Regions from separate parts of the Mus musculus genome. Here region 2 is linked to region 1. Evidence: chromatin loops called from intact Hi-C (ENCODE). Cell type or tissue: left cerebral cortex. All regions are shown on one strand. Each heading gives the region's core, and the rest is flanking DNA. Links, peaks and the distances in the headings are about the cores only.

Evidence for each region. A loop is a pair of places that touch in the nucleus more often than their neighbours do. Peaks named below come from ENCODE experiments on the same cell type or tissue, not always from the same donor. Only the 100,000 strongest peaks of a DNase experiment are listed, where the experiment ranks them.
Region 2: a loop joins it to region 1, with 2.7 times the contacts of the local background. A loop is called at or near these places in 29 of 42 quality-filtered maps.

The regions. Positions count from the first base shown.
Region 1 is chr2:180,967,104-180,971,494 of GRCm38, reverse strand. It overlaps Arfgap1 (ADP-ribosylation factor GTPase activating protein 1), which reads right to left and starts at 4,270. Exons shown (of 14, transcript NM_145760.3): 1 at 4,166-4,270; 2 at 3,681-3,893; 3 at 381-444. The coding sequence starts at 440. In left cerebral cortex, for the core only: no CTCF peak of the experiment used is centred there; a DNase peak (open chromatin) is centred at 2,224; H3K4me3 peaks cover 1,097 bases; H3K27ac peaks cover 553 bases.
Region 2 is chr2:180,908,483-180,912,873 of GRCm38, reverse strand. Ythdf1 (YTH N6-methyladenosine RNA binding protein 1) reads left to right here. Exons shown (of 5, transcript NM_173761.3): 4 at 667-2,187. Among named protein-coding and RNA genes, the nearest start is that of Ythdf1, 10 kb to the left of the region's middle. In left cerebral cortex, for the core only: no CTCF peak of the experiment used is centred there; a DNase peak (open chromatin) is centred at 1,736.

The sequences.
Region 1 (4,391 bases), core at 237-4,236:
GCCCCAAAAGAATGCAGAAGAGCGGTGGACCACATGTGCACAGACTAACTAAAGGGCTAGTACCCATAAGCTTAATAAGGCTGTTCAGGTTGGTCAAAGGATGTGAGTTCAGACTGTTCTGGAGGTGGCAGTAGCTGCCCAGGAACTGGCATGAAGATACAGAACCTCTGATGAGAAATGTATTTAGAAAGCAGACCAAGCATCCTTAGCACAACCTGAGCGATGCAACAGAAATCCCACTCCCCAAGCCACACTAGTGAGCACCAGGAACTACTAGCTGCTAGCTGCTCCCCTGTGCCATGATCAGTCTCTCCAAGGAGGGACACAGCCACAGCTGCATGTGACACCAAGACGCTCATCAGCCCAAAGGTCATACTCACATTATTCTCATCCTGTGCCCGGACTTCCTTAAGAACTTTCCTGGTTCTTGGGCTGGCCATGGTGCTGCAAGGAGGAAAACAAGCCCTTACGACAAGTTACTCTGCAAGGAAGAAAATGAACTAGCAGTGCAATAACATTACGTAATACTTTCTTCCTAAGATCTAACAGTGGTGGCCTTGCACAGTACAGGAGCCATTTACCAAGGAGGCTCTTCTCAATGAGGAAGGACACCTTAGGGCACAACTAGCAGTCAAGTAGTGAGGAACGCCACAGAGTACAGGTTTAGCCATTATGTGCCACCAAGCAGAATAACTGATAAAAAGCTGTCATTTGTAGTAAAACTCACAAGGAGTAGCCTTATTAAACCCATGAAGATTGGCTGCTCAATCTTTTCCCCCACACGAAAGAGCAGTGCCCTGATGAGAAGAGGATACTCTGCACTTCCTCTCTCCCAGCTCTCCAAGTCGGGGTAGGAAGTAGGAAGCCCTCAGACTGCAGCAAGGGGCAAGGAAGTATCCCTGGCAATGGTGTTAAGATAGCCTATAAATGGGTCCTCTATGAGGACATCTGGACAGATAAACGTGAGTAATGCAGACATAGGACATAATAATAAATGCAGACCACCTGCCTAGGGCCATTGGTGAGGACAGCAATGAGGCTCAGCTAAAATGAAAATCTCATTTCCTGTACATGTCTCCCCCTTCCTTCTTTTCATGTGTGCCTGTGTACACACGTGTGGAGTCCAGAGGAGGACACAGATTGTCTTCTATAGATTTCTAACCTATTCCCTTGGGATACTGAGGCTGGGAGCAAGCTCGCAGGATCTTCTTATCTCCATCTTCCAAAGTCGAGGTTATAGACACACGTGCAGTCATGCCTGGCTTTTATGTAGGTACTAAAGATTTGAACACAGAAAGTGCTCTCACCTACAGAACTGTCTCCCTAAACCCTATTCATTTCTCTGTATCTGCCAGTTTCAGCAATGTTTGACTTTTAACTAACTGGTGGGTCATTTAATTCAGGACTAGGAAAATAAACCCAAACTGTGCCAACCACAAGGTTGGACATAAACTAATCCCAGTGGTATGGCACACACCAGCACTGAGGGGTCTGGATGCAGGACCTGGGCCTCTAGCCCCCCAGTCAGGTGTGGTCATCCATCCCAATGGATTCATGCTGTTGCCTCTCATTCACAGGGCAACACACATACAAACAACAGACTAACACTCCGTGTGACCAGAAGCTGCAGGTTTTCAGGGTAGTTACCTTGCTACTCGCTGTTAGACTGAAAGTGACCATTCTCTATTCACGAGGTAGGCTGAGTATTAATGTGAGGTTCACATAAAAGTCAAAACAAAACGCCTCCGCCGTATATCCTGTATTTAACTTTAAATTTAAGTCTGCAGAAACACAGTGTTCAGTAAAGATCTTGACTCTCAACCCACCAACCCTCCTACATCTTAAACTCTCTGTGTTTTAGCGTGACGCCCCCGTCTGTCTGATGTTAGGAAATAGTTGTTTACTGTAGCTGTCTGAAACAAAATCCTAGTACATTCCACCTTCCTTTTTTTTTTTTTTTTTTTCCCCCAGACAGGGTTTCTCTGTATAGCCCTGGCAGTCCTGGAACTCACTTTGTAGACCAGGCTGGCCTCGCCTCCTGAGTGCTCGGATTAAAGGAAAAGGCATGCAGCACCACACCCAGCTCATTCTACCTTCCTTTTACTGCATTAATCACATGTTAGAATGGCATCCTACGACTGTGAGCACACAAATGCAGATTTTTGCATGTAGGACTCCGTTACTGGCATGACTCACTCAGGCATAAGTTAGAAGCCCAGGCATTCACTCACGCACACAACTGCCCCAGACAGCTCAAGAGCATTTGGGGAGACACAGCTAGAGCTGAGTTCCAAAGCTCTCTGCATTCTTTTCTAGCTGCTACGTGAACGTCACCAAGACCACAGCACGTTTCTGTACTGGATCCCAGTGTCCAAAGCTCTGTGGCTGCCCTCAGAGGCTTACAACCACAAATGGAGGCAAACACAGGCAAGAAGCCAGCATCTCCTAAGGCAACTCTGGATCTCTGAGTAAAACCAAGCAGAAGGACATTCTCAGCTACGGGCCTGAGACAGGGTCTCTACACATAGCTCACTGTGCAGACCAGGCTGGCCCAAAACTCACAGAGATCTGCCTGCCTCTGCCTCCCAAGTGCTGGGATCAAAGGTGGTGCCACCATGCCTGACTTGGTTTGGATTTAAGAAACTCTTCCTGTGTGGTAAACTTTGGATATTGGAGAGAAGTTAGGGTTTGGTCTGGGGTTTTTTGTTTTTTCAAGACAGGGTTTTTCTGTGTAGCCCTGGCTGTCCTGGAACTCACTCTGTAGACCAGGCTAGCCTCGAACTCAGAAATCTGCCTGCCTCTGCCTCCCAAGTGCGGGGAACAAAGGCATGCTCCACCACTTACTTCCCTGCTCAAATTAATCATCTTAAATGTTGCTTAATAACATGAAAATAAGTATCTCTCAGTTTAACCAGCCTAAAGAAGGCCTCAAGAATCCTTTTTTTTTTTTTTTTAAGATTTCTTTCTTGGGTGGGCTCACAAGTGCATGCCTAGAAGCCTAGAAGGTGGGAGCTGAGTATCTCCTTCCTCCAAGTGAGTACCAGGATCAAACTCAGGTAGTCAGGCTTTGTGGCAAGCACCCCTACCTGGTATCCATATCACCCACCCTTAAGAATTCTTAATAGCTGAAATGAAAAAAAAAACAACAAAATACTCTTCCTTCAGGCAGACATACCTAGTAGATAATGAAGCAAATAAGGATTTCAAACTTTAGTGAGCTACATGTCACACTAGAGAACATTTGCTTCTTAAATGGGACGTGATGTACATCTGAGGTCAAAGGGGACATCTAGGGACATAGCTTGGCCCTAAGGCTACACAGTATGGGTGACCAAAAACCGTTCAGAGAACACAAAGAACCCATGTCTAAGTTATGCTTCTTCACTCTGAAGAACAGACGATATCAGATCATCACCTCGTCCAGAACTATAGTTAGGGCTTCAATGCTCTAAACATTGCACAGCTATGGAACAGTGTATATTACTTCTGACTTGTGGGTGCCTTAAGAGTGCAAATACAGTATATTCTATTGCCAGGTACAATTGAGAAAAAGTTTAGAAGCTTGATCCTGTGGGGGTCTGTTGTTGAGATGTTTTGTTTTTCCTCCTTCCGCAGAGGACTCACTTCAGAGACCAAGAAGGGAAAAATCAAACAAACTGAGGTTAGAAAACCTGGCTTACCGGCACCTCTGGACAGAATCTTCTTTCGAAGTGAAGGGCTGAGGCCCTTTCCCGACAAAGTGGGCAGTGCAGAACCAGTCTGCGTCCAAGACTGCTCGGGACCAGAGCGCTGAGGGGCCACGTAGGTCCCTGCAACCGCTAGGCTGAAGGGCGGTAAAGCTCACAGGCCGGGAGGCAGGGGAGGGGGGGTCTGGACGGCCGCACACTGGGATCCTGGAGTTTGGGGTCCGAGGAACAAAAACGTCACGGGTCGAAGGACTGGAGAACCCGGGGCCAGGAAGCTGGGAAATGGGAGGTACGCGGGAGGCACCGGGGAGTAAGTCAGGGCTGAAGACCGGGGGCGTCGGACAGTCACGGTATTGGGGGACCAGGGGCCTAGGGCTGCAGAATCGAGGATTACAGGGCCAGGAACTGGGTGATCTGAGAGCCGGAAGGGCAAGGAACTGAGGGTCCGCGGATGCCCGGTGTCCTGGCCGCAAACTCACCTGCTGCCCCCAGGAGGTCGGGTCCGGCCGAGGTGCCAAGCTGGACTAGGCGCTCAGATCCCCCCACCAGCCGCCAGCAGCTTCCGGCTACGTCGCGCTTTGCAAGGGCTCATGGGAGGCCTCCGAGGCGGTACTTCCGCCTCTGTGCGCGAGCCCGAGGCGAGGCTTCTTTTCCGGTCTGTCTAAACCTTCGGCTGAGCGCCAGGTTTGCAGGGTTGCCTCTGCG
Region 2 (4,391 bases), core at 92-4,091, 58 kb after region 1:
GTGGAGTTGGGGCTTAGGAAGACTTTACTAAAGTGGGTCTTCTGGTATCAGCAGGGGTTAAGAACTCACTCCATGGACTCGATACTGGTAAAGGCACAGCAGAGGAGCCTGTGCTCCGCTCTGAGCACCCATAAGTGTGCTCAGGAAACCATGAAATGTGAAGAGCAGACCCTAGAAAAACCCAGCTGGGGTAGCTATCAGGAATATTGTGTAGGAGAGTCTTGAAGGTGACATTGAATACCAGTGCCTAGGTGTGTGTTAGGTCAGTGAGCTGGAGTCTGCTGGTCTTATTGACTGTCAGAGTCATCTTAGTGCATTGTTAAGGCTGTCCTCGTGCTCTGCTGTGCTATCAGTGTTTGTTGTAAATATTCCTACTGCAGGACTGGGTTGGATTCCTCAGATGGTGACGGCAGAAGGGTGGTTTGACTGGGTCATTTCACCTGAGTTCAGATCATTACAAAGCAGGCTTTGTGCTTTGAGACAGCAGTCTGGTTTGCATTTGTTACTAATGACTTTTGTTTTGACATTGGTGGCCATATCTGTCATTTAGGAAGAAATAATTGTGTGCTATATTATATTAGGCTGGTTTCTGCACCTGTGTATGAGGTGGTCAGCATGCTGAGCTGTCTGACAGTTGTCTAATTCATCACTTGTTTATTTTCACAGAGTAACAGTTACCCCTCGATGAGTGATCCTTACCTGTCCAGTTACTATCCACCATCCATTGGATTTCCTTACTCCCTCAGCGAGGCACCATGGTCCACTGCAGGGGACCCTCCCATCCCGTATCTCACTACCTATGGACAACTTAGTAATGGAGACCATCACTTCATGCATGATGCTGTTTTTGGGCAGCCTGGGGGTCTGGGGAACAACATTTACCAGCACAGGTTTAATTTTTTCCCTGAAAACCCTGCATTCTCAGCATGGGGGACAAGTGGTTCTCAGGGGCAGCAGACTCAGAGCTCAGCCTATGGGAGCAGTTACACTTACCCACCTAGCTCCCTTGGTGGCACAGTTGTTGATGGGCAGACAGGTTTTCACAGTGACTCCCTCAACAAGGCCCCTGGGATGAACAGTCTGGAGCAGGGCATGGTTGGCCTGAAGATTGGGGATGTTACCACCTCTGCAGTTAAGACGGTGGGTTCAGTTGTCAACAGTGTGGCACTGACTGGTGTCCTTTCTGGCAATGGTGGGACAAATGTAAACATGCCAGTTTCAAAACCAACTTCATGGGCAGCCATTGCTAGCAAGCCTGCAAAACCACAGCCTAAGATGAAAACAAAGAGTGGGCCGATAGTTGGGGGTGCACTGCCTCCTCCCCCTATCAAGCATAACATGGACATTGGTACTTGGGATAACAAGGGCCCTGCTCCAAAGGCCTCCGCCCCCCAGCAGACACCATCCCCCCAGGCTGCCCCACAGCCCCAGCAGGTAGCTCAACCTCTCCCTGTTCAGCCCCCACCTTTGGTCCAGCCACAGTATCAGAGCCCTCAGCAGCCACTTCAACCCCGCTGGGTGGCTCCTCGAAACAGAAATGCAGCATTTGGGCAGAGTGGAGGGGCCAACAGTGACAGTAACTCTGTTGGAAATGCCCAACCTACTTCTGCCCCGAGTGTAGAATCCCACCCTGTCCTGGAGAAACTGAAAGCTGCCCACAGCTATAACCCTAAAGAGTTCGACTGGAATCTTAAGAGTGGGCGGGTGTTCATCATCAAGAGCTATTCTGAGGACGACATCCACCGCTCCATCAAGTACTCCATCTGGTGTAGTACTGAACACGGCAACAAGCGCCTGGACGGCGCCTTCCGCTCCATGAGCAGCAAGGGGCCTGTTTATCTCCTCTTCAGTGTCAATGGGAGTGGACATTTCTGTGGGGTGGCAGAGATGAAGTCCCCTGTGGACTACGGCACCAGCGCTGGGGTCTGGTCTCAGGACAAGTGGAAGGGAAAGTTTGATGTGAAGTGGATTTTTGTGAAGGATGTGCCCAACAACCAGCTGCGGCACATCAGACTGGAGAATAACGACAACAAACCTGTCACAAACTCCCGTGATACACAGGAGGTGCCCTTAGAAAAAGCAAAACAAGTGCTGAAGATTATCGCTTCCTATAAGCACACAACCTCTATCTTTGACGACTTTTCTCATTATGAGAAGCGCCAGGAGGAAGAGGAGGTGGTGCGTAAGGTGAGTTGTTCTTAGGTACCTCTTACACAGGTGACCTGCACAGCAGGCTGGAGTATAATGGACAGTCTGTTGGTCTAGTGGCATTTTCCTGACTGGCCTTAGTCAGTGCAGATTAAGTTGAAACAGTACAGGTGGCATCTCATAACTTAGCTATCACATCACTGGGATGAGCCAGTAGTGTGGTGTTTTGAGTGAATGTAAATGAAACTTACTCCCGTTACAAAATATGGTAATCTGGACCCTGTGTACATGAGAACAGAGAGTGAGAATGTGTGGAAACTATTCTCTGTATTGTCTGTCCATTTAAGCACACTTAGAAATCAGTGTTTGTGGCCCAGGGAGAACAGCCATGAGGTAGCATTGGCTGCACTGTGATGTCCCACCTGCCCAAGGATTTATGCTTCCACATAGCAGTTGGAAGCTCTGGGTCTAACAGTCACTTCCTGTTGATCTTTAGGAACTTAGAAGGCCTGCAGTTTGGGAGAACTTAAACTTACATCATTTAAGTACTAAAGAGAATGGTGTGTTGAGGCAGGGGTGATAAGGAGTTGACTTGGGATCCAGATATTTTGAAATTAATGGTTATATGGTTAGGTCCATTTGGCTGGAGATATTTTTAACTGAAGCCATCTGGTCTTCATAACAAATGGTTTTCAGAAATGAGACAGTTCTTTTTTGTTGTTGTTTGGTTTTTGGAGACAGGATTTCTCTTTGTAGCCCTGGCTGTCCTGGAACTCACTCTGTAGACTAGGCTGGCCTTGAACTCAGAAATCCGCCTGCCTCTGCCTCCCAAGTGCTGGGATTAAAGCTGTGCGCCACCACGCCCGGCTTTGACTTTTTTTTTTTTTTTTTTTTTTTTTGAGACAGATCTTAATGTATATTTTGAAGCCTTTATTACTCAAAGAGTATTCATCCTGAGATTGTCGTTTCTTTTCTTGAAATGTTTGTTGGATTGGCTTCCAATCTTTTTGTCCCGAGTTAGGTAACTTGCTCATATGAATAATTAAGCATTTTGAGGAAGGAGATGTGGAGAAAGCAAGGTAGTAATGTTGTTGCAAGTACCATTAAGTTACCCTTATCACAGGTACTAATAAAACATTAAGAAAGAGATGGCATTTATTTCCAGTAACTGAAATTCTGTAGGTTTAGCTTTTTGGGTATAAATAATAGGCATTCCATAAAAGTGGCTTGTGTTCTTAGAAATAGTTGTTAGTGATTTTGTTTTGCTAGTATCATCATATGTATATTTATGCAAACTGAAGATACCTAGAGCATTTATAGATGAAACCACCTGGGACCACTGTGTTAGCACAGTACTGTTAGTGCAGTGTCTGCCTCCATTAGAGCAAGGATAGTGAATGAAACTTGGGTACTACTTTTGTCTAGTAGCTAGAGCTGTTTGTGTTCATGCATAGTTTTCTTTTAAATACTGAATTTTTAAGAGTTCCATTAAAATGCAGTGGGTGGAGCCGGAGAGATGGCTCAGTGATTGACTGGTATTCCCAAGGACCTGGATTTGATTCCCAGTACCCATATGACAGCAGTTGTCTGTAACTCCTGTCTCACGAGATCTGACACCCTCTTTAGCCTCCAAGGGCACTACACTCATGCAGTACATAGACCTATATATACTGGTAAAACACAAGCATACAAATAAATAATATCTCAGAAAACAAGAGACTGTTCGGTTCTTTAAAAATATACTAGCTCTCAGAGATTGGTGATAGGCTTAGGGATAAATAAAATTCTGCCCCTCATCTGCTTGTATCTTTAAAATCCCAATTGTTTTAAAACTTTTTCTTACTGTTTTTTTTTTAACTCTTTTAAGTTTTTTTTGTGTGCCTTCATGAGTTCACATGCATCTTATGCATGCAGATACTTGCAAAAGACAGATGAAGGTATTAGATCCACCTGGAACCTGCAGTTAGAGATGTATATGCTCAGAATGAAATCCAGGTCTTTGGCAAGAAAAGTGTTAGCTCCTAATTCTACCATCTTAAAACTTACATTATAAACTTGATTCTGAGGCAGCCATGTCTGTTAGGTCTCTGGTCTTGTGGTAAACCTTTTGAGTGACCTGCAGGGGTTAAAAGTTAATTAGCATATAGTCAGGGTCCCTGGTGGTTAGGTGACCATTCTGGAGGTCAGCATGAAGAACATCCTAGAGAGGATTGGTGACTCTTACCCAAACTATTAAATTGTAT